3 separate regions of the Homo sapiens genome follow, and regions 1 and 2 are each linked to region 3. A link is a loop called in an ENCODE intact Hi-C map of the cell type or tissue named here. Cell type or tissue: PC-3. All regions are shown on one strand. Region 1 overlaps PKHD1 (PKHD1 ciliary IPT domain containing fibrocystin/polyductin). Region 2 has its middle 540 kb from the start of PKHD1. Region 3 has its middle 530 kb from the start of TFAP2B.

Region 1 (8,000 bases), 670 kb after region 3:
AACATTGACTCTGCCCAATGATCTGGCACAAAGAGGCATTGGGAACTTTCCTCGCAAATGTAGAGGTAAGGCCACGATTCAAGCAGTTGCTCTGTCGCCATGGCAACTGTCAAATCACACTGCACATAGGTGTGTCTGGCAGCCTCACAGCTGTCCTCCTCACGCTTCAGGCCACACAGGAAGGCCAAGGACACTGCAGGAAACAGTCACCATTAGGAAAGAACCACAGAGAGAACCTAAGGCCTCTAGTCGGTTTCACAAATGAAGTTCCTGTGTCCTCCTTTGACCAATAGGAATATGAAGTTAGCAGTTTACTTTTTTTAAAATGTATTGTATATGTGTAATGTACACAGAAAAATACAAGTATCATTTTTGTAAAATATGAATAATCATCATAAAAAAAACTCAAGTGAATTTCCCAGCCAACATAAGATATAAAACACTTATAATACACTTAAATCTGTGTGTTTCTCCCCAAGTTCGTCCCTTTCCTCCTCATTCTCAGAAATAACCACTTGGCATTTTTTAAATAGTTTTATCACAAACATTTGTATTCCTAAACAAGAGATTGAGTTTTCCTTGTTTTTGAACTTTATAAAATATGATACATGATAAAATATTCTTGGGTCTGATTTTTTCATTCCATATTATATTTTCAAGATTTATCCACATTACTACATATAACTATTGTTAATACATTTTCACTGCTGTTCAATATTGTATTGCATGAAACTACCACAATAAATTTATCTATTCTCTTATCAATGAACTTTTTGGTATTTCCTAGCTTTTGCTACTAAAAACGTACAAAATTTCATCTAGGGTGCATGCCTATCAAGAAAATTTCTTATTCAAAGAGTAGGTACAAGTTCAGCTTTACAAGATAGTGCCATATTGTTTTCCAAAGTAGTTGTGCCATTTTGTATTCCTACCAGCCATATTTGTAAGTTCCCATTACTCCATATAATTACAAGCACTTGAAATTATCAGACTTTTAATTTTTGCCAATCAGGTGTGTAAAATGGCATTTCACTGTCGTCTTAATCTGCATTTCAATCATTACTTTTAGGTTGACCAATTATTATTATTATTATTATTTTTTGAGACAGAGTTTCGCTGTGTTGCCCAGGCTTGTGGCACAATTTCACCTCACTGCAACTTCCGCCTCCCGGGTTCAAGCAATTCCCCTGCCTCAGCCTCCTGAGTAGCTGGGACTACAGGTGCACACCACCACACCCCGGATGATCTTTTGTATTTTAGCAGAGAGAGGGTTTCACCATGTTGCCCAGGCTGATCTTGAATTCCTGAGCTCTGGCAATCCACCTGCCTCAGCCTCAAAAAGTGCTAGGATTACAGGCATGAGCCACCGTGCCTGGCCAAGTTGACCAACTTTTTTATGTTTGGTAACAACTCATGTTTTCTCTTCTGTGAAATTCCTGTTTCTCTCATTTGCCCATTTTTCTATTGGGTTGTTTGTCTTATTGACTTGGATAAGTTTATGAATTTCTTGATTTTCACATAATTATAAACATTAGCATGTTATAGAGATAAAAAGCAAGTATTTGAAGCATGCTGACTCTCAGGCCATTTTTTTCTGAGTCATGACCCACATATAAAAAGCATCATGAGGCAGACTGGGAATGATCTTTAACTAGAAGATGAACAAAGCTCCACATGAGATGGTTTAGGAGCAGCTCTGTCTGAAAACCTTAATAAAGAGGGAAAATTTAAAAAAATCTCTGTAGCCTGCTTCCTCTGCAGCAAGCCTGCCCATGTGGGTAATGCAACAGAGGTTATCAAGGGCCGTGGGCTTAGACCTGTGCTTCCCCGCCTCATTACAGTGCTGTGGCAAGGGTTACATGAGATAAGTACGTGGGGGAGGGTTTGTAGTTATGCAATCATGCCCAAATAGTACTATTGTTGCTGTTATATTCTAAAGCACCTGGCACCTAGGAGGTTGGCTGTGAATGTGTTTTGAATGAATTAGAGCAATAAAAATGACTGACAGTAGGACTCTTGTATGAACAGACAAAACATAAGAACTTTCCAGTTAGTAAGCCCTAAGGCAAATAAAAACAAGCTCCACACCTATAAAATAATGAATTCATTAAAGGTGATTAAGTAGATGCAAATTGACAAGCAGGATTATGAAAATCACCCAGGGCTGGGGATCAAAATCTATGGGTTTTACTCAAAGTTCTGCCACTAAATAGCTGCGTGACCTTAATCACTTTAGCTTTCCATGCCTTATGGAAAAGTTAAAGTTTCCATGAAAATGTCATGTGGTATAATTCAAGGTATAAATGCAAGAAAGCCAAAGATCAAAGATTTTGCTCATTTTAAACAAACACAAAGTATTAGTTTCACCTAACAGGATGTTTTGGCAACTCATTACAAGAAAAAGGAAATTTCTCCTATGGTTAGAAGTACAGTTTGTGGGGATGGTAAAAATGGGTGACCTCCAAAATAGCAAAAGCACATTTGTAGAGCCCCCTGCTTTAACTCCCCCTGCCCCACACATGTAAAGAAAACATATTAGTTCTGTGGCACAGGCATAAACAAAACAATAATTAAGAACGTTTGAGTTCAGGGTCATTATCTGTAACCTGGAATGTGAAACATCACTCTATGGTACAAAGTCAAACTGAAGAAAAAAACTCAAAGCACGGGTCAGAATTCAAAGCGACCTTGGTAAATGAGAGAAGTTAACAGAAATAAACAAAAGAACAAATGAAAAGAGTAAGACAGTAAACTACAAAAGAAAAAAAGAAATCATATAAATATGAGGAAAGTCCAGCTGTGCACAGCCATGGTAGAAATGCGTGCGTGCACACACACACCCCTTGGGATAACAGTAGGTAACAGAAAGCTTATTAACCAGCAAGACTGCAGTATAATTGTACAAACAAACATGGGATCAGACGATACACAGGCATCTTACGATGCTACCCAATTTGGCCAGAACTTGCTTGTATAGAACAGCTTCCTCATTTGGGGCTTCAAATTAGGAAAGAATATAGGATTTCAGAGAGGGCTGAAAAGTGAGATACTAAAATGTTTACTTGGAAAGTTTCTGATTCAGTAGGGCCCAAGAATTCACATTTCTAACAAGCTCCCGGGTGAGGCCCTTGCAGCTACTGCTCTGGGAAGCACACTTCCAGAACTGCTGCCATAGAGGAACTAAGAATACTCCACTTTCCAAAGAACCACCCGCTGATTAAGGTTGAAAAAATTAGAGTAGGGGAGCATCCATTAGGCAGAGGATGGATTTCTCTGAAAAGAGCAACTGCGAAACACTTGTAAGGGTTGCTGCTGGGAAATTCTCCCCTGAAAAATCTTTAAAAATACAAGTGATTTTTAGCTAACTTGGTTGTACTCAATCCTGTCTGAAAATGGAGAAATTAGTAGTAGTTTCTAGTAATGTCTAAGACCTATCCCCTTTGACATTTGATGTCCATTATAGACCTACTTCCTAGGGAAAAAAAAAAAATACACAGTCATACACTCAAAATGCTTCATCCAGTTTCAGCGGGTTAACAGAATCCCCAAATCCCATCTTGGATCTTAAGTAAGAAACCTCTGGAGTTGGCTCTCACAATTTCCTCTCAATCTTTAGACATTGTGATTGAAAGTCTTTTAAAAGACTTTTTTATGAAAGGAAAATTAGTTAAATTATGCATTCCTCTAGAGTAAATGTGTGCCTTGCACAATCAATGAGTGTTTGGTGACACCTAGTGGCCATATAAATAGTTACAGTTTCCAACTAATTTTCCTCTTTAAAAAATCATGGAATGTTGAGTTCTTTTCTAAATCTTTCTAAACACAATAATTATTTTATTATTCTTCCCCAAGAAGTTATAAAACTTAAAATATCACAACTTACCTGATCCTGAAACATCATTGATTTTTATCTTATACTAGTTGAAATTAAGTGTTTTGAAATAATAACACGGGGCTTTTAAAAGTATATTAATTTGAGCAGTGTATATATGAAAGCTTTTTTAAAAAATGTAGCAGTATTAGTTAAAAATTAGAGCCTATAAATGTGCAGTCTTAGCTTTCTGTTTATGCTATCTCTCATTTATTCCTCACCAAGCACTAATTTTGCACATACCCTCTGCAACACTGTTCCTAGCAGAGGAGGTAGAGCAGTGAATCAGACAATGTTTTGAACTTCAATCTTCTATTGTATCTTAAATTTCCCATTGTGGACTCTATCTCTCTTCCATAATGTGTTTATATACATGATGATAATAGGAAACTCAATTTCTAGCATTTTAACAAAAATTTTTTTCTCCTCCCCTTCTTCTTCCTCTTCCCTCTTCCCCCTCCTCCTTCCCCTCCTTCTCCTCTTTGTATAAGACAACACAGCACAAATTTCCATCACAATAGCATTATCCATCATTAAATTCTCATCCAAGCTCAGATGATGTGGTGCTTTTATCATTTTGTAAATCTTTAGCCCACATTCAAGTTGCAGACAAATAAATTAGGAATAAAACTTAAACACTACACAGAAAGGAGGTATGTAAACGGTTAAGTGCACAGGTACAAGATTTATGATTAGGCAAATAAGGTAATCACCTGGCTAAATGTGAGCTATCTCAAATGTAGTAAGGTCCTGTAGTAATAACAGTAATTTCTTCCTTTTGACTTTATTTCCTGAAGCTCAGTGGGGTATTACCATGTGTTGTGAATCCCCAAGCTTTGCAACTTACTCTCTCATCTCTTTCCCCACAAAGACACGGCTTCTCATACCACAATTTATATGATCACTACGCAGCTTAAAGTAGTGAGCAATTGTGGTGTTTTACTGAATAAGAAATAAGTAATTATGTGAGTATTGCAAAACAAGAAGACAACATGAGTGTTGGCTCTTTTGCCTATAATAAGAAACCGAAAACTGAACACACAAAGCTAATTTTCAAGTGATATCCAGCTTGAAAATCTCCATCCCTTTACTGGTACCTCCAATAAGCAGATGTCTTCAGCAACCTCACCTCAGAACAAAGCCAAGAGCTTGTTTCCTCCATGACTCCTATAGCTGTCATTGAAACTAATATTCAGAATTCAGAATTACTTCCTCTGTCATCCTAAGACTGCAGTTAAGAACACAGGTGATAAGTGTTTCAATATTCATCTAACATTGACATATTAATATGACAAAAGTTATGATGAATCATTTTAACAGGTGGCCTCAGATTCTAACTATCATTTTAGATGAGGAGTAGAGAAATTCTTTTCCTAGGCACACATAGAGAAATTAGTAGTCAGTACAGCATTAATCACAAAAATAGAATTAACCAAAGAATATCATTTCCATATATATGCTTTAAAATATATGTGTGTGGCATCTTTACTCACCATCCAGGGGCAGAACCAAGCAGCTGAAGGCAGACACTGTAGCATTAGCCAGGACTCGGCAGGGAGCACCACACACAGCAGCTGAGACATTCCCTGGAGAAAATCCCGCTCCAAACACATGCACCAGCCTTCCACCCAGGCAGCCTTTAAAGACAAAGGTACAAGTTCTTGATCATACAGGCAAATCTCCCTTCTTTACTCAACTCAAAATTCAAACATTTGCTTCCTCACTACCCATTCTTCTTTTCACATCCTCAGAATCCGCACAACTGGCTTGAGGTGGCTGCTGGCCTCAGTTTCCTCTCCACTTAGGCTCTGGCCTTGTCTGACTCCAATCACATTCAATATCCTATTGTGTTAAAGAGGTTTTTTTTTAATGTAACAATTTTTATATGGAAAATTAATGCTTATTTATAGTTTTTAAACTTTTTATTCAAAGAGCCATAAAATGAAAATAAAAATTCCCCCAACCATCTGACTCCCTCCCCGGAGGTACCCAGGTATAGAGTTTCTTATGGCTCCTTCCAGAATTTTTAAGCATCTATGTTTCTGATTCAAAGCATTATTCTATCCATATTATTCTGGAACTTGCTTTTTTGCTTCAAAGTATAGCATAGATGTTTTTTCAAAACTCTATGGATCCAGTTCATTTTAGTAGCTACTTAGAATTCCATTATAGGGCCCTGCTACAATTTATTTGACAATTTTCCTATTTATTGAAATTTCCATTTTTTCTCCTCTTTTGCTATTGTTAATAGTGATGCAATAACTGTACATGTTTTGGGACATTTGTATGAGTAAAACCAGTCCACATTTCTAGTTTACACTGAGATACAGAGTTCCCCTCACTACTGCCTTCATACCAGGTCTAGGTGGTACTTAGCCACTTGACTAACTCAAAAATAATGCTTTTGGTTTAAGATGCATTTCTTATTTCCCTGCTCTTCCATCATAAAAAAACATGGAATCTTAGGGAGTAGTGCCTTTATCAAATAAGGAAGCTGAGTCTCAGAAAAGTCAAGCATAAATTAGCAAAATTAGTGATAGACTAGAGCCAAATCCTAGTCCCCACAGTGTTCCACCAAGCTGAGACCAAATTTTTTCTAAGAAATGTCTTAGTTAGTACTCCAACAGTCTAAGATTCTGTTTCTATAGTTTTTTTCCTTACTTTCTAAATCACAACCAAATTTGAACTATCTCAAGTGCAACAAGGCTTTAAGTGAATAGAAATTGAAAGCTTTTCTTCACTGGAGGGAAAGGCTAGGCAATTTTTGGTATATCTAAACGGAGAAAACAGTCCAACCAATTTAATTGTTCTGTGCATTTGGCTTATTATTGTTGAAATATGAGTCCACCTGTGAAATATTACAAAATGATAAAAATTTAATCATACTTAATAAATTTTAAACAACGCAAATTGGCAGATAGGGTCTAAAACTAGGTGAAGGCATTTACGTTCTTAAATGATCAAATTATGAGCTCTTACAAATGGTGTTATTTAATTTAAAATACAAATCCAGTTAATGCATCAAATTAAAATACAATCAAACATTTAGAGAATATGCACAGTTTCCTTGATAAAAATAAAAAAAATCTTCATAAACAGAGCATAACAAAGACAAGCCTCAGGAAGGAATTGGGATTGTAAGAAGCCAGTGGGCTTCTCTTTCCTTCCATCAGGCAGATTGTGTTAATTTTCTACTTTCCAGAAGTGAAAGGAGCTACCAATTCATTTACATAAAGAAAGTGTGCTGTCTTATTTGCTTGACTTACCGAAGTTCTCCGTCACTGCTGTAATAATAACTCTTGAGGTGAACACCAGGGCAGATGAGGCCCACCCTCTGATGCAGTCATAGCCTCTGACGTGGTACTCCCCGGCCGGAAGGGAAGGGACCACGCACTGAAGAACGGTGTGGTTACCAGAGACACCCACACAGGGTGACATTCCTATAAAAATGTCAATGTTTGCAGCTCCTGAGATCTGGGCCACTGCAAAGGTTAAGATGTCATCGCTCTGAGAAATAGAGATCAATTCTGGGGTAAAGGCCTTGTTATAACCAATGACTCCTATGTGATACCAAAGTCCATCTACCTCTATTTCCAGGGCAACAGAGCCATTCCCTGTGGGAACAATGCACCGGATGAGCTCAGCACCGATGTTCACCGTCAGGCAGGTCTGCTGGTCAATATAGACTGACGTGGTGTTCTGTCCTCTCAGGCCTGTGCCCTCTATGGTCAAGAGGCTTCCACCATGTAAGCTGAAATTCTTAGGAAAATAATGAAACACTTGGGGCATAATGTAGAAGTGTCTGGAAACATTACCAGAACAAGCATACCCATTTCTTGTATAAAAAACTGACAGGTAGTGGGGTCCTGGGGCCAAGTCTCTTGTCTGGCACACAACGTGGCTTGCATTAAAAAAAGTTACATTGCAAGGAAGTTGATCATCCACAAATACCATCGGCTCATCAGCTGTGGTGGCTAACCTCTGACCCCTAATCAGCACAGTGGTCAGAGACCCACTGGTGTTTGTGGACAAGGCATCCATGACAGGACTTGCCTCTTCCCTTATGAAAAGAGTGCAATTCCCCTGACACTCGCTGGTTAGCCCATTGACCAGGACTGTGACGTTCAGG
Region 2 (8,000 bases), 190 kb after region 3:
TACAAATTCCATAATTTGGAAAAGTGACCAACAGAATCTCTAGGTTTGAAGGCAGCTCATAGAATTTTGGAAAGCCTGATATGATTTTGGCTCAATATAGGGAAACATTTTCCATTCCTCAGAATTTATATACTCTGAGGCTTCCCTGTACAGCTGTACAGGCTAGATACTGCACATCTCTAGGCTCCTCAGCCATTTTCTAAGTGAGTGCTGCCACCAGAATTGTGCAACTGAGCAGCCTGAACACAGCAGTCCCCAAAGGATCCCCTAGGCCATTAGGACCCACCTTGTCCTTCTGTCATATGCCAATCCTCCTTCCAGTACTTGGAGACAGTGATCATATTATTCCAAGTCTTCTCTTTTCCAAGTTAAACATCGTAACTTTCAACAGTCCTGCTTCATATGGCATGTTTCCAAATCCTAAATTTGTTCATTCAACAAACATTTACTGGGTCCCTGCACTGTGTCAGGTGGTGATACCCAGATGAATAAAGCACCACCTCTGCCCTCAAAGTCCGTATAGTCTATGCCCTAGCCTGGTGATATCCCCTTTATTTGCCTAGGATAAAACAACATGTTTGGTTGATGAAGTCTGAATTGCATCTACTTTTCTCGATTGCCACAGTGTACTGCCAAGCTTGCTCAGTGCCAAAACTCACATAGCCTATGCTTAGCCATATCTTTCCCTGCCTAGGCTTTTGCAGTTTGGTTTGCAAAGCTTTACAATTTTTCCTGCTGAATTTTATTTTCAACAATTTAGACTACCAAGCCCCAGCTATCAACAATTTTTATACATTTAATATGTTTGCTTTTATTCCAAATGATATGGCATGTAGTTATCAAATAAAAATGTTGAGCAAGGGGGAGTCTACGATGGAGCCCTGCCATATTTACCCACATACAATCCAGTGGTCCTCAAATTTGTCCACAAGGCTCTCACAAGGAGCTTTTTCAAATGTTTCCCCAAAGTCTCGCTTCTATGTCAATTACATTTCCCTAATTATTGGTCTAAGGATCCTCTCAAAGGAAAAACTGAAGATGGAAGTAATTGCTTGTTTTTGATGACCCCTATGTTGGTTCTTAATGGTAGCTACTACATTCTCCAGGGATTGTTAAACCAGCGTTTCACTTAAAAAAAAAAATCTGAGTATTTGAGGGTGGAGGGAAAAGTACTAGAATTAAGAGCCTTGGTAATGTGTTTGGAACATCTCCTTTATTCCTCTTAGAAATCAGCCTGGCAACTCCAAATTCTCAGTTTTTCTGTCATCTCTCTTGCTTTCTCGAGATTTCTCCAAGATCAAGGATTACAGTTCAGCCATTTCAATTGCAAATCCCTTCTGCAGAAGTAAAGGTCAGGGTAGAACTCTCTAAAGCTGACAGGGAACATCCCTTGCCTCAGACAAGATCATCCTAATTAATAATAATCACAATAATATTGTGCTCTGCATTTTATCCAGGGACACCTGAACAGCAGAATGCTTTATGAACATTATTTAATTAAGTCTTATGACAGTCCCGTGAGGGGAACTGGGAAACTGAGAGATTGGCTTAATCTCTGCCTAGGTAAGGAGACCTGTCAGGAGGAGCAGGGCAAACATGCAGGAAGAGACAGGCTGGGAGGTTAAGCAGAGAATGGGGATTGATAGCAGATGTGCATTTAAACCTTTCTAACCATCTATGCACCTGGAGGAAATACCTACATCTGAATCCTTCTGAGGTGCTCCTGTGGAGTTTTATGTATGTCACTCCAAAATAATAGCAATAGTCTACATAATTCAGTGATTTTAAATTCACTAAAGCAAATGCTTGTTAAACAATATTTGCATTTTCTCTCTCTTTTGCTCTCCTCCCTCCCTCTCTGTGGCCACCTCTCTGGGGCTCAAATTTGTCAGCCACAAGACTGACTGAAGTACAAGCAAGTAAAGCAAATGACCACATTCATTGTCCATGACAAACCCAAACCATATTCCATCACATCCCTGTGGTCCGGAGCCTCAAGATCTAGCCTGGAGAAAGCTATTTCAGTGTCATCAAGGGCCATTCCATTCTTGCCCCGGAGGGACATGTGACACCCAGTACACTGCATGGACACAGGCTGGTCTGCCCTAGAAAACTAGATTATTTAAAGGACTCCCCTAAACACCTAAGATAAAAATAGAATAAACAGTCCAACCTTTTTGTGAAACTTCCTTGAGAAACAAAGTGTGTGTGATATTGGATACTGACAAAAAATAATAATTTGCATCTTATTATACTTGACTTAAATATAACATATGGATACTATTTTTTTTTCATCATGGGGACTTTTGAAATAAAACTATTACCTTCCTGAGAAGTACTTGGTAAACTAAATTGCCTAACTTAGCATACAACCACAAAATCAAGGTGTGTTGAATTGAATTAAAATAAGTTTAATGAAATGCCCTTTCCCAACGGAGTTTTCTTCCCTGGCACTTCACCACCTCCTAGCACTCACACTTTCAAGAAGTCTCGTAACAGGGTTCCCTGGTTGTGGTTCTCTTCTCCTGTATCCACACCTCACACTTACACCTCTGTGGACACAATAACATACAAGAGGAGAGCAGAGAAAGGAATAACTTGTTATTGAGATAAGCGTCAGCAAATGATCATTTGGATTACTGCATAATCTATGTCAGACGTAAGCCTGGGATGTCATCACCTGCACTTTGTGGGAAATTGCCATAATTCTCATTTTCACATTTTCACCATGGAAGGAAGTCAGTACAGCAGGCATCACTGGGCTCAGCACATTTAAAACAGCTTACACCTATTTTTCCGTTATGAATTCCTCATATATATATTTGAACATGGAGAGAAAAAATACATATACATTTAAATATATATTTAAGACATATATATACATATGCATATATATACACATGCATATGTATATATACACACACATGCATATATATATATACACACACACCCCATATATATTCTCACCTCATTCATCTACTAGCAACACAGATTGCTTCAGAGATGAGGAAATGAAATGCTATTTTTGGAGAAAAGACTGATCTTTCATACAGATTGTCCAGAAAATGACCCAGCCTGCCACCCATTCAGACCTCAAGGCATCCAAGTGCTGCTTTGTTCCAATGCTTACATCTATTCAAAGTTCATACTCCAAGATTAAATGAGCCTCCCTGAGCCAAAAGAAAAGGCTTCACTGGCATTGCTGCCGATGCCATTCTCCTTGTGTCTGCCGTACAGGAGAGAAAGAATGAACCTAGGCTTTTCAAAACGGGCTGCCCAATTATATTTTTAAAAAGATGTTTTGCTGACATCTAGAGGCATTTGGGTAATAACACTTATTAATAATGATTCTTCCCACTTATAGGGCGTCTTGTGTCGCGTGATCCCTCAGCTCTTTACACACATTAATTAATTACGCATCACAGCACCCCTGTGAGGTAGAGTAGGTAAGCATTATTATGTGCAAAGGATTTATTGATTTTTCAAAGCAATATATAGCTGAGGCACAGAGGGGAAAACCATAGGAGCATGAATTAAGGAAGGAAAAAAAAAAAGACATACAATGAATGTAAAAGAAAACAAATAAAAGTAAAAATTACCCCCACTGTGCTCTTTAGAAAGGAATGATTACTTCACAAGTTCTGAGGGCCTGAACATTAACTAATTTGGTTGTTAGCAACTTACGCAAAGGCACATAGGAAATTGGAGGGAGAGAGTCATCGATAAAATTTCCAAGTCTTCCTTTGCAATCCTATTGACAGTGCTCCCAGCGCTTGGTGCTCTTGCATCCTGGGAAATCTCAGTAGTCACTGAGGAGCTGTGACATCAGGATGGCCCTAAATTTACGATGGAGGCATATTACATGTTTATGGCAGGGGTGGGGATAGGGATGAGATGCGGTTGGGATGTGTAGTAAAGGAGGGGGAGAACTACAGCCAAGTTTCTATGCAAAAATATGTTTGGAGGCTGTGGAATTTAAAGTATGTCACTGAGTACAGCAATATAAATTGACTATCATTTTGAATTCTAGTCTTGTTTTATGGTAGTGGCTCAGCTGCTCTTTTTTAAAGTAGTAACTATGCTAAGTTCTTATTTTAGGCATAGTTCTTATTTATTTTCATGGAGCTAACACTTCTGGGGCTTACTATTTATTTCTAAACTGAAAGGTAATATTCTACTTAAAAAGAAGAGTGTCATAAAATCACTAGCTTGCAGACACCAAGACATGATTAAAAACTCAAGAAACACATTATATTCTTTCTATAAGTTATTGTAATGCTGAGTTTTTATAAGGATAAAAATAAGTTGCCTTTCAAACAACTTCTTTTGCTCAAAACTTTTATATTCATTGGGTTTGAAAAAAATGTGACAAGAAAGCAAAGTGAACATAGATGGGCATACATGGCTCCCAGAGATTTGGAAGTGGCTTATCTTCTAAAGCTGGCACCAAAAAAATAAAATTACAACTTCGCCCTCACCTTCCCATTCACTATTACTCCTCCTCCACATTCTCAGGCCCATCAAAATATAAGTTTATCACCATAAACAATTACACCTTCATTGTGTCTTCATTGAAAATTAAACGTGCAACCGAGGCTCAAAATCAGAGAAAAAGCTGTGCTGAGAAAAGCGGGGCCAGTTATAAGAGCCAACCCCTGGGGTGTTTTTCCAGATAGGGTCCCTTCTCCTACACTCTATTAATGATGGTTCTGTTTGTGTGTTTCACTTCATACCACCACACCGACAGAAAGTCTGCTGATCTAGATTTATTTGTGTAAAAGCTATTCTTTTTTTCTCTATTTCATATATGTCTGTTCTATTAGTCATTCACTCCTCAAAACAAAGGACTTGGATCAATTTTCCCCCAAACTTGTAGCTTGGACCAGATGTCCTGAGACAGAGAAAATTTTGTTTGAGATAGAGGTGAGGTAAGTCATTTTGAATCATGGGTCACTCTTGGGAGAGGCCAGGCCCCAGTGTTACATAATACTAGGCTTAAGGCATTTGGGACTTGGCAGGAGGGCTACTGATTAGATGGAAGAAGATGTGCACAGAAAGCGATGGAGAAGGTACCAGATCCAACAATCAATTTCAAAATGTTGCCTGGGTGTGTCTCAGGGACTCTGAAGGGGAGAAGAAACTCCTTCCTCTTTCTCTTCCTCCTTCTTTTCCTCCTGCTCTCCCTTCTGCCCTTGGCTTGTCCTGCTGAACCCAGACATCACATATTTGCCACAACTCAACTATGCTTTGGATTCTTCAGGATCTCACCCAGGAACCCAAGCACTATTAATAATCTTCTTTCTCAGGGAAAATGTTTTAAAGTTCCAAATCATGTAATAAAAAGACAATTTTGAAAACTGCCCACTTCAAAAATTGGAGACTGCTTCATCCTCAAACAGGTAGTGGTAAAACAGCCAAGGAATCACATACCAATCCGTATGGCAGTAGGTTTCTTTTTGTCTCAATGCCTTGCTCAGTTCATGAGTGTTGTAATTTATACATTCTATAGTTTAAGATACTTTACCTTCAGGTTTCCTATGTACTCTTTTACTACAAACAGATATGCCACCAAATACCTAAGATGACAACAGTATATAACAGGTGAATGTTAACAAATATGTATTTCACTCTTTATAGTTATGTGCCTCCTGGGTTAAGAGCAAGCTGGAGAGTTAAAACATTGTCATGCACTAGTAATATGTTCTCATTTGCAAAGAAGCTAGTGGTAGGAAAGAACATGTGTGCGTTTTAAAAATTAAGGGATTTGCAAAAAGACTTTTACTTTTAGGACTTTCAGCCTTGGAGGGTCATTTTCAGTTCTGTGTTATTTTATGAAAGTTTATTTAATAAAACATTTGGATTTAGTGGGATCTAAACAGAGGTTTAAAAGGACTTTTTGCTGCTTGGCTTCATCTGCAGTTCAAGGGTTACGTAGGGAAAGAGGAGACACAGAGTGGCAATGTGTTGTTGATTCCACATGTGTGTCAGTGTTGAATGCAGACATCAGCAAGATTTCTTCCTCATCACTGCTGCCTCTTGCTAAATGTGGAACTCCCACTTTGTTTTTGTGATCACAGCTACACCCAGTTGGTTCACTTACCTGACCCTAAGTACTAGTCTCTGGTTCAAACGATTAGGACCTTCTTAATTTAAGTGTCTCTCCTTTACCCAAAACTCTTTAATTATTTCACATCTCAACAGAGAAAAGCCAAAGTCCTCATCATGGTTGCCATGGTCATACCTGGTCTGTCTCTCTCACCCTCTGACCTCAGCTCCTACACTCTCCATCATTCACTCCACTCAGAACTCCTTGCCATTCCTTAAGCACTTGAGAAGCACTCCTCCAGCGCCTTTGCACTTGCTGTGTCTTCTCTCCTCTGATTCCCTGAATAGCTACAGGGCTCGCCCCCTCAGTTACTTCAGGTCTTGACCTAAGTGTCACCTTCTCTGGGAGGTCTTCCCTTGCCTTCATCTAATTGTTCAATATTCCTTTCCATTCCCAAAGCCAGCATGCTTTCTATCACCCAGCCTTGCTTTATTTTTCTTCTTGACACTCTTACAAATGTAATAGTGTTTATATTTTACCCCATTATCTTGATTGATCATTGGTATCCCCCAAGGTAGAATAAAAGTTTATAAGGTCAGGAATTGTTGCATTGTTCACTGCTGTATCTACAGGATCTAGAACAGCATCTAGCACTTAGTAGGTGCTTAATAAATATGTGTTGAATGAATCTTGGGGAAAGGCCTGGGGCTCAAATGTAGAAATTGTTCATAGAGATCTGAGGCATTAATGAGGGAGCACTGGGCAGTAAGTTTAAGCATAGGGAGAAATTAACTTTCTTTAAAGTGGCCAGTTGAACAAATTGAAATCACAGATGAAATTATGCCATCAAGCCTTTAATGAAACTGCCACCAGTTCATTTAAGGCCGCCCAGATGATTTCAAAAGGAATGTGGCAGAGTGTGTCTATTTCAGAGTGATGAATGTATGTTCAACTGCTAATGTTTCTTTCAGAAATCTTGTGTAGCTCCAGTAAAGCTAATTTATAAACCTTAACTACTGTAGCTAATTTAACTCACTAATTTTAGACATTGTGTTGAATTAAAATCTGCATTTTATTGTGTATCATTTTGTCTACCGCTAACATTAATATGCGTTTTGTAATGTGGAACTACTAATGTTTTAAATATATATTTAGGCTTTCAGAAGCATTTGTGTTAACTAGATTTTTTTTCTTTCATGCATTTTAGTGGATGTCCTGTCAGATCACACATCATTAGACAAAGTTTTACATGCTTAAGGCCTGCATGTAGATACTAGACTAGACTACTTAAGTCTAGTATCCTTCTTGACTTTGAAAGTATCTTCCACTTCTGAAAGTCAGGAAGGATACTAGACTGAAGGCCTAATAAGAATTCAGTAAACTCTGTCTTTCATTTCTCTCCCCTCATTGGGATGGCAAAAAAAAAAAATGTGGTTTGGGGAAGTATACTGGTATAGTCAATTGACATCTACATGTGACCCTCAGACTAATGAGATGAGAGCACTAAAGGGGCTGTGTTACCAAATACAAATTTTTAAAAGGTGTCATTGGCAAACTTAGCTGTCTGTAAGCATTTTTGAAGAGCTGGCTATGTTTTATAATTCTTATTTCTAAGACAATTTAATTTGTTACTACTTATAACCCTATCTATGTTGAGAACATGTTTTACATTTTTCACCTGTGTTCAATGTATATTCATTCTTTCTCCCTTGCAAGCTTCTCAAATTCAGGTCAGAAATTTGTCTATATTTCTCAGTGTTTTACATATGTATATATTTTTATGTATTTTGTAGATTTATTGGAATTATATATATAATATTGGTATTTTATATACACATATAATCCATATATATATATAATCCCAATAAATCTATATGATATATATATATACACATTATATATAGAGACATAGATATACTCACATCACTACAAGACTACTATATCCCCACAGCAG
Region 3 (8,000 bases):
TAGTAGTCTATCTCTTCTGTTAATCTTTTCAAAAAACCAGCTCCTGGATTCATTGATTTTTTGAAGGGTTTTCATGTCTCTATCTCCTTCAGTTCTGCTCTGATCTTAGTTATTTCTTGTCTTCTGCTAGCTTTTGAATTTGTTTGCTCTTGCATCTCTAGTTCTTTTAATTGCAATGTTAGGGTCTCGATTGTAGACTTGTCTCACTTTCCCCTCTGGGCATTTAGTGCTATACATTTCCCTGTTAAACACTTTAGCTGTGTCCCAGAGATTCTGGTACGTTGTGTCTTTGTTCTCATTGGTTTTAAAGAACTTATTTATCTCTGCCTTCATTTCGTTAATTACTCAGTAGTCATCCAAGAGCAGGTTGTTCAGTTTCAATGTAGTTGTTGGGTTTTGAGTAAGTTTCTTAATCCTGAGTTCTAATTTGATTGCACTGTGGTCTGAGAGACTGTTTGTTATGATTTCTGTTCTTTTGCATTTGCTGATGAGTGTTTTACTTCCAATTATGTGGTCGATTTTAGAATGAGTGTTATGTGGTGCTGAGAAGTATGTATATTCTGTTGATTTGGGGTGGAGAGCTCTGTAGATGACTATTAGGTTCACTTGGTCCAGAGCTGAGTTGAAGTCCTGAATATCCTTGTTAATTTTCTGTTTCATTGATCTGTCTAATACTGATGGTGGGGTGTTAAACTCTCCCACTATTGTTTTGTGGGAGTCTATGTCTCTTGTAGGTCTCTAAGAACTTGCTTTATGAACCTGGGTGCTCCTGTATTGGGTGCATATATATTTAGGATAGTTAGCTCTTCTTGTTGATTTGATCCCTTTACCATTAGGTAATGTCCTTCTTTGTCGTTATTTATCTTTGTTCGTTCAAAGTCTGTTCATCAGAGACTAGGACTGCAACCCCTGCTTTTTGTTGTTGTTGTTGTTGTTTTTTGCTTTCCATTTGCTTGGTAAATCTTCCTCCATCCTTTTATTTTGAGTCTATGCATGTCTTTGCACTTGAGATGGATCTCCTGAATACAGCACACTGATCGGTCATGACTCTTTATCCAATTTGCCAGTCTGTGCCTTTTAATTGGGGCATTTAGCCCATTTACATTTAAAGTTAATATTGTTATGTGTGAATTTGATCTTGTCATTATGATGCTAGCTGTTTTTTTGTTTTTTTTGTTTTGTTTTGTTTTTTTGCCCATTAGTGATGCAGTTTCTTCATAGTGCTGATGGTCTTTACATTTTGGCTTGTTTTGGCAGTGGCTGGTACTGGATTTTCCTTTCCATATTTAGTGTTTCCTTGAGGAGCTCTTGTAAGGCAGGCCTGGTGGTGATAAAATCCCTTAGCATTTGTTTGTCTGTAAAGGATTTTATTTCTCCTTCACTTATAAAGCTTAGTTTGGCTAGATGTGAAATTCTGGGTTGAAAATTCTTTCCTTTAAGAATGTTGAATATTGACCCCCACTCTCTTCTGGCTTTTAGGGTTTCTGTAGAGAGATCACTGTTAGTCTGATGGGCTTCCCTTTGTGGGTAACCCTCCTTTCTCTCTGGCTGCCCCTAACATTTTTTTCTTCATTTCAACCTTGGTGAATCTGATGATTATTTGTCTTGGGGTTGCTCTCCTAGAGGAGTATCTTTGTGGTGTTCTCTGTATTTCCTGAATTTGAATGTTGGCCTTTCTTGCTAGGTTGGGAAGGTATCCTGATGAGTGTTTTCCAACTTGGTTCCATTCTCCCGTCAATTTCAGGCACACCAATAAAGCGTTAGTTTGGTCTTTTCACATGGTCCCATATTTCTTGGAGGCTTTGTTTCTTCCTTTTTATTCTTTTTTCTCTAATCTTGTCTTCACGCTTTATTTCATTACGTTGATCTTCAATCTCTGATATCCTTTCCACTGCCTGATTGATTTGGCTACTGATACTTGTGTATGCTTCACGAAGTTCTAGTGCTGTTTCTCAGCTCCATCAGGTCATTTATGTTCTTCTCCAAACTGGTTATTCCAGTCAGCAATTCCTCTAACCTTTTATCAAGGTTCTTAGTTCCCTTGCATTGGGTTAAAACATGCTCCTTTAGCTTGGAGGAATTTGTTATTATCCACCTTCTGAAGCCTACTCCTGTCAATTCATCAAACTCATTCTCCATCCAGTTTTGTTCCCTTGCTGGCGAGGAATTCTGATCCTTTGGAGGATAAGAGGCATTCTGGTTTTTGGAATTTTCAGCCTTTTTGCATTGGTTCTTCCTCATCTTTGTGGATTTATCTACCTTTGGTCTTTGCTTTTGGTGACCTTTGGATGGAGTTTTTATGTGGTTGTCCTTTTTGTTTATGTTGATGCTTTTGCTTTCTGTTTGTTCATTTTGCTTTTAACAGTGAGACCCCTCTTCTGCAGGTCTGCTGGAGTTTGCTGGAGGTCCACTCCAGAACTTGTTTGCCTGGGTATCACCAGCTGAGGCTGCAGAACAGCAAAAATTGCTGCCCCCTCCTTCCTCTCGAAGCTTTGTCCCAGAGGGGCACCCACCAGATACCAGTTGGAGCTCTCCTGTATGAGGTGTCTGTCGACCCCTGCTGGGAAGTGTCTCCCAGTCAGGAGGCACGGGGGTCAGGGACCCACTTGAGGAGGCAGTCTGTCTCTTAGCAGAGCTTGAGTGCTGTGCTGGGAGGTCCACTGCTCTCTTCAGAGCTGTCAGGCAGGAACACTTATGTCTGCTGAAGCTGCACCTATTGCTGCCCCTTTCCCCAGGTGCTCTGTCCCAGGGAGATGGGAGTTTTATCTATAAGCCACTGACTGAGGCTGCTGCCCTTCTTTGAGAGATGGCCTGCCCTGAGAGAGGGAATCTAGAGAGGCAATCTGGCTACAGTGGCTTTGCTGTGCTGTGGTGGACTCTACCTAGTCCAAACTTCCTGGCAGCTTTGTTTACACTGTGAAGGGAAAACTGCCTACCTAAACCTCAGTAATGGCAGACACCCCTCCTCCCACCAAGCTGGAGCATCCAGGTCAACTTCAGACTGCTGTGCTGGCAGTGAGTACTTCAAGCCAGTGGATCTTAGCTTGCTGGGCTTCATGGCGTTGTGATCTGCTGAGCAAGACCGCTTGGCTTCCTGGCTTCAGCTCCCTTTCTGGGGGAGTGAATGGTTTTGTCTTGCTGGCATTCCAGGCGCCACTGGGGTATGAAAAAAAAACTCCTGCAGCTAGCTCAGTGTCTGCCCAAATGGCTGCCCAGTTTTGTGCTTGAAACCCAGGGCCCTGGTGGTGTAGGCACCCAAGGGAATCTCCTGGTCTATGGATTGTGAAGACTGTGGGAAAAGTGTAGTATATGGGCCAGAGTGCACCATACATCATGGCATAGTCCCTCATGGCTTCCCTTGGCTAGAGGAGGGAGTTCCCTGGCTCCTTGTGCTTCCCAGGTGAGGCAACACCTCACCCTGTTTCTGCTCGCTCTCTGTGGGCTGCACCCACTGCCTAACCAGTCCCAAAGAGATGAACCGGGTACTCAGTTGGAAATGCAGAAACCACCTGCCTTCTGCATTGGTCTTGCTGGGAGCTGCAGACTGGAGCTGTTCCTATTCGGCCATCTTGCCTGGGAATCTAACTGTCTTATATTATAGTTTGGGTTTCTCAGGGGCAAATGCCATGCACTTACTCATATCTTCAGGCTGTTTTTCTGCCTAAAACTTAGTAAGTTCAGAATTAACTGGAAAGCAAACACCTGCACAGTAGATATACTCTGCTGCGGGTGCTCATTCACCACCACCCTCTCTTTCCCTTATCCCTTGGAGACTTACCCTCTGCTAGGAAAATGTCAGTGACTTAGTCAATGGATTCAGTGTCTTCACAGAGCAGACTGAGGGGAGCCAAAGCAGGCTAAGGAAACAATGGTCGGCATTGTTTTTCCAAGTCTTTCTCCAATCCCTCCGCTGGCATGGAAACCTTCCAGGCCTCTCTCCAATCAGGGCCACACCCTCACCAGTGCTATGGAAATCCTTCTGCGCAGCACCAAGGTAATGAAACCAGTAAAAACAGTGTTCTTTTCCCATTGGCTAAGCTGGAATAATTCCTCACCCTTAGCAAATGGGCAAGTGGAAATTCTAGTAGGGAATTTAGAACACAGGTCTACACACTGGAAACCCTCAATGGAGTCTAAGGTTCTTTATATACATATACATTGTATACATAAAAGAGTAAAAGAAAAGAAATCAGCTGAATCCAGAGAGATTGTTTTATTTTGTTAGCATAATACCAAAAGCTTTTCTCACTTTTAAATTTGTGGTTTTCAAAGTCTTAAAAAGAATATGAATATCCTTGTGTGTGTCGTTGCCCTCTACTGGATAAGCTGGGTAATATTGTCACTAGTTGTCCAAACATATTAATAATATACTGAACAACATCTTATACTTGGCTAGCATTTTGTCTTTTTATTTTTCAAAATGATTATACATGTAGAATTTTAATTTACCCTTTTCATAATGCTATAAAATAACTAAGCTATTTTTATTCCCATTTTACAGATGAAAAACTGAGGCAGAGGTACATTATTCACTCAATATACATACTTTAATGAAGCTGTATATAAAGAACTACGCTAAGCCATTTACAAAGGTGAATAAGATGATCTATACTCTCTGGGAGCTTAATTTGTTACAGATAAGATATATACCCAAATATCTATAATGAAAATAAAATTGTGATATAGGAATAAATTAAACTAAGAATTATTGATTGTAGAAGGAGCTTATACATGTTACTTTAGCCTCACAGTAACTTTTTTGGTATATGTCATGTGCCTTGTTTTACAAATGACAAAATTGAGGTTGGATGTTTCTAAGTCATTGTTCAGATGCCCCACAGAGAACAATGCTATAGGAAAGGAGAAGAGGAAGAATTTACAACTGGTAAAAATCAAGAAAGGCGTCATAAAGGTGGTGGTGTTTGGCCTAGGGCTTAAAGGATGGGCAGGGGCTGGGTGCGGTGGTTCATGCCTGTAATCCCAGCACTTTGGGAGTCCGATGTGGGTAGATCACTTGAGGCCAGGATTTCGAGACCAGCCTGGCCAACATGCTGAAACCCCCTCTCTACTAAAAATACAAAAAATTAGCAGGGCGTGGTAGTGTACACCTGTATTCCCAGCTACTCAGGAGGCTGAGGCAGGATAATCACTTGAACCCAGGAGGTGGAGGTTGCAGTCGGCAGAGATCGCACCACTACACTTCAGTCTGGGTGACAGAGCAAGACTCCATCTCACAAAAAAGAAAAAAAAAGGGCAAAAGAAGGCAAATGTCAAAAGGAAGCTTTGCTCATGATGTTGGCAAAGTGAGAGGCTCACTTGGGGCATGACAGGTCCTGCAGAGAGGGTGGAGCTTGGGCTATAGGGAAGGAATTATTCTTGGTACAGAGGATGTATCCAAAAGAAGTCTTGGGAACAAGCAAAAAAGTCAGAGGTGGTCCACATCTTCTCCACTGTGCAGTGAGGACAGGGCTCTTGAGTAAGGGTCTCGCCTTTGGGTGGTCTCTGTGCTGACAGGAGGCACTGATGCTGGCCTGTTTGTGCAGTGAGGCTGCCCGTTTTGTGGCCTGGTTTCTGTTGCTTATGGATATGGTCATAGGTCAATGGGAGGTTGGTGTGAGAAGCCTGAGCAGGCTATGGCAGCCTGTGCTCCTGAGAGTCAGTAAAGAGTGCCGCATAACAAGGAAAATTCTGAAAATCATTCACTTTCACATTAGAGGTTGCTGAGCTGTGGCACCTCCTCTTTCCTTTAACAATCTGGACCAACGGCCTAAAGAGCAGAATGTGAAAAAAATAAAATAAAATTGAAGACACTGTAACGAATGAAACAGGACTCTCTTTGTCCTTTAAACGAGAGGCTAAGCCTCATTTAGTACTTGGGTGATTTGCCTAGAGTTTTCCTTTTCTGCCCAACAATTTTTCAAGCCTTCCATAGTCAACCATTACCACCTTCCAGGTATTCTGTTCCTGGTGGTTTAACAGAGAATCTCAGGGTCAGAATAAATGACAGGGATCACAGCGAGTTCTCACAGCTTACAAGGCCATGGCCTTCCTGCCAGAGGTCTAAAGGGGCTGGAGACAGGGGCTAGAAGAGAAAGGGAAGGAACAGAAAAAGCCAAGACAGTTAAAGGAATGGATGACAAAGGAAACAGTGAGTTGGACATTTTTTTCCTCTGAATCTTTTCTGTCATGACTCCTTTAAGCCACTGAGAAAGAAATACAGAGAAAAAGACCCAAAAATAGATAGATAAATATATAGATAGTTGCAGAGACAGATGAACAAACACACAGAAAAAAAATGAGCTATAAGTAATCATGACATTATCATGTATTTTTCTTAAAAAAGGGCCACTTCTATTGACTCAGTCTTGATTCTCAAATAACAAAACTGAACTAGTACAGTACATTTAGTTCTTTATTCTATGCATATTTACTGAATATCTTTTACACACTTCCATGTACTTATCCACTAAGAATGTATTAAGTACCTACCAGGTACCAGGAACTATGCTAGGAGTGGGAAATACAAAGGTAAATAAACAAAGTCTCTTCCCTTACTTAGCTGTGAGCCTTTGCCTCAAGGTGTGCTGAACCCATGGGATATTTAACAAATGTTGGATTGAGTTGCACTGTTATTGCCTCATCTTCAGCAGGGTTAGGACCTGGGAGCACCAGTTTCACCACTTCTCCGGCATTAACTAAGACAATGCATAACCACAACTCAGATGATATACGTGATCCTTTGTCCTTCTTGTTAGGATCTATCTCTAAGCTTTGAGTTTGGGAGAAGGAAACATGCCATTGGCATAATAGACTTTAGGGCAGAAGAGTCCAGGTTCTTGCCTCTCTGGCTGAGCCACAGGCTTTTCTTATGGGAAACTCACCACCTTCATTAGCAACACTACTCTGTCTTCATTATTTGCCGGGCAGACTCATCTGGTGAATGCCACTGAAATGAGATTCGTTTTTTTTTTCTTTTTAATTATTGACACACTAAGCTTCCTCTCCCTACCCCACCTGATGCATACATATTTGGAAAGAGGGGAAGACTGAGTGAGCTGTGACATCGAGGTGGGAAGCAATTGACAGCTGCACTGTAGCTTCATAACATCAGGAAAAGCAAACTGAAATGGATGGGGTTGTGTTTATCCTTTAAAGTAGAAACATAAACTTAGAGTAACAGTTCTTTCCTTTTGGTGTACTTTGTTGACAGTTTTGTCTTATTTTCATGTAAGTGGACCTCATTCTTCATGTTGGCTTTTATCTTTATATTTACGCAAGATGTCTAAGAAGTGTAAGGTTCCAGGGAGGTCACAAAATGGGGCACTTTCCTATGGTTTGTGCAATTTGTCAAAAAAAATATGGATGAATAAGAGTTTGAAAATGATATAAAGCTAAAGCCAGTCTGTCAAGAATTTTTTTCTCATTTTAAAAATCCATTGAAAATTTTCAGAATTTTTCACATGACTGCACCCTATACCAAGACTCATCTCAAAATTATCTATTTAATTAATGCTTCCCAGATTTTGGATCTCAAGCGCCATTTAAAAGAAAGAAAGTCAAAACAATACATGAGGAACTGACATGAAGTACCAATTTTAGGTTTGCTTTTCTAGAAAATAAAAGCTAAAAAAGTAACAGCAGCTACCATCAACTGCCACCATTATTTTCCAAATGACCTTTGACATCACAAAAGGAAGAAGGGAACAACTTCATACAAATGGACGATCCCTTCAATTTAATCATTTAGGTTTTTTAAAAACTCACAACATTGGCTTATGTTTTTCATTTTGCAACACACCAACGACAGGTTCTCACAGACCACTGAGGGAGCAGCCTGTGGTAACTCCTGCCCGGCATTACAAGTTCCAGTGATCTAGAAGAAGGAAGTCTACCATGGAGATCAAGTCCACACAGGCCTTCCTAGACAGAATTCATACTCTAACCATGGGGAAATCTTGGATGTTACTCCAAGCCACAGTTTCCTCATTTGTAAAATGGAG

The links. Peaks named below come from ENCODE experiments on the same cell type or tissue, not always from the same donor. Only the 100,000 strongest peaks of a DNase experiment are listed, where the experiment ranks them.
Region 1: a loop joins it to region 3, with 4 times the contacts of the local background. A loop is called at or near these places in 2 of 110 quality-filtered maps.
Region 2: a loop joins it to region 3, with 6 times the contacts of the local background. A loop is called at or near these places in 4 of 110 quality-filtered maps.

What each region holds. Positions count from the first base shown.
Region 1 is chr6:52,017,437-52,025,436 of GRCh38, forward strand. PKHD1 (PKHD1 ciliary IPT domain containing fibrocystin/polyductin) reads right to left here. Exons shown (of 67, transcript NM_138694.4): 32 at 7,138-8,000; 33 at 5,365-5,508; 34 at 1-193. Among named protein-coding and RNA genes, the nearest start is that of PKHD1, 66 kb to the right of the region's middle. RefSeq lists an enhancer at 6,614-7,813. In PC-3, a CTCF peak has its summit at 3,728 (motif pointing left); no DNase peak of the experiment used is centred here; H3K27me3 peaks cover 460 bases.
Region 2 is chr6:51,538,771-51,546,770 of GRCh38, forward strand. No RefSeq gene overlaps it. Among named protein-coding and RNA genes, the nearest start is that of PKHD1, 540 kb to the right of the region's middle. In PC-3, CTCF peaks have their summits at 3,329 (motif pointing left) and 3,537; no DNase peak of the experiment used is centred here; H3K27me3 peaks cover 2,439 bases.
Region 3 is chr6:51,346,190-51,354,189 of GRCh38, forward strand. No RefSeq gene overlaps it. Among named protein-coding and RNA genes, the nearest start is that of TFAP2B, 530 kb to the left of the region's middle. RefSeq lists a silencer at 6,579-6,779. In PC-3, a CTCF peak has its summit at 4,313 (motif pointing left); no DNase peak of the experiment used is centred here.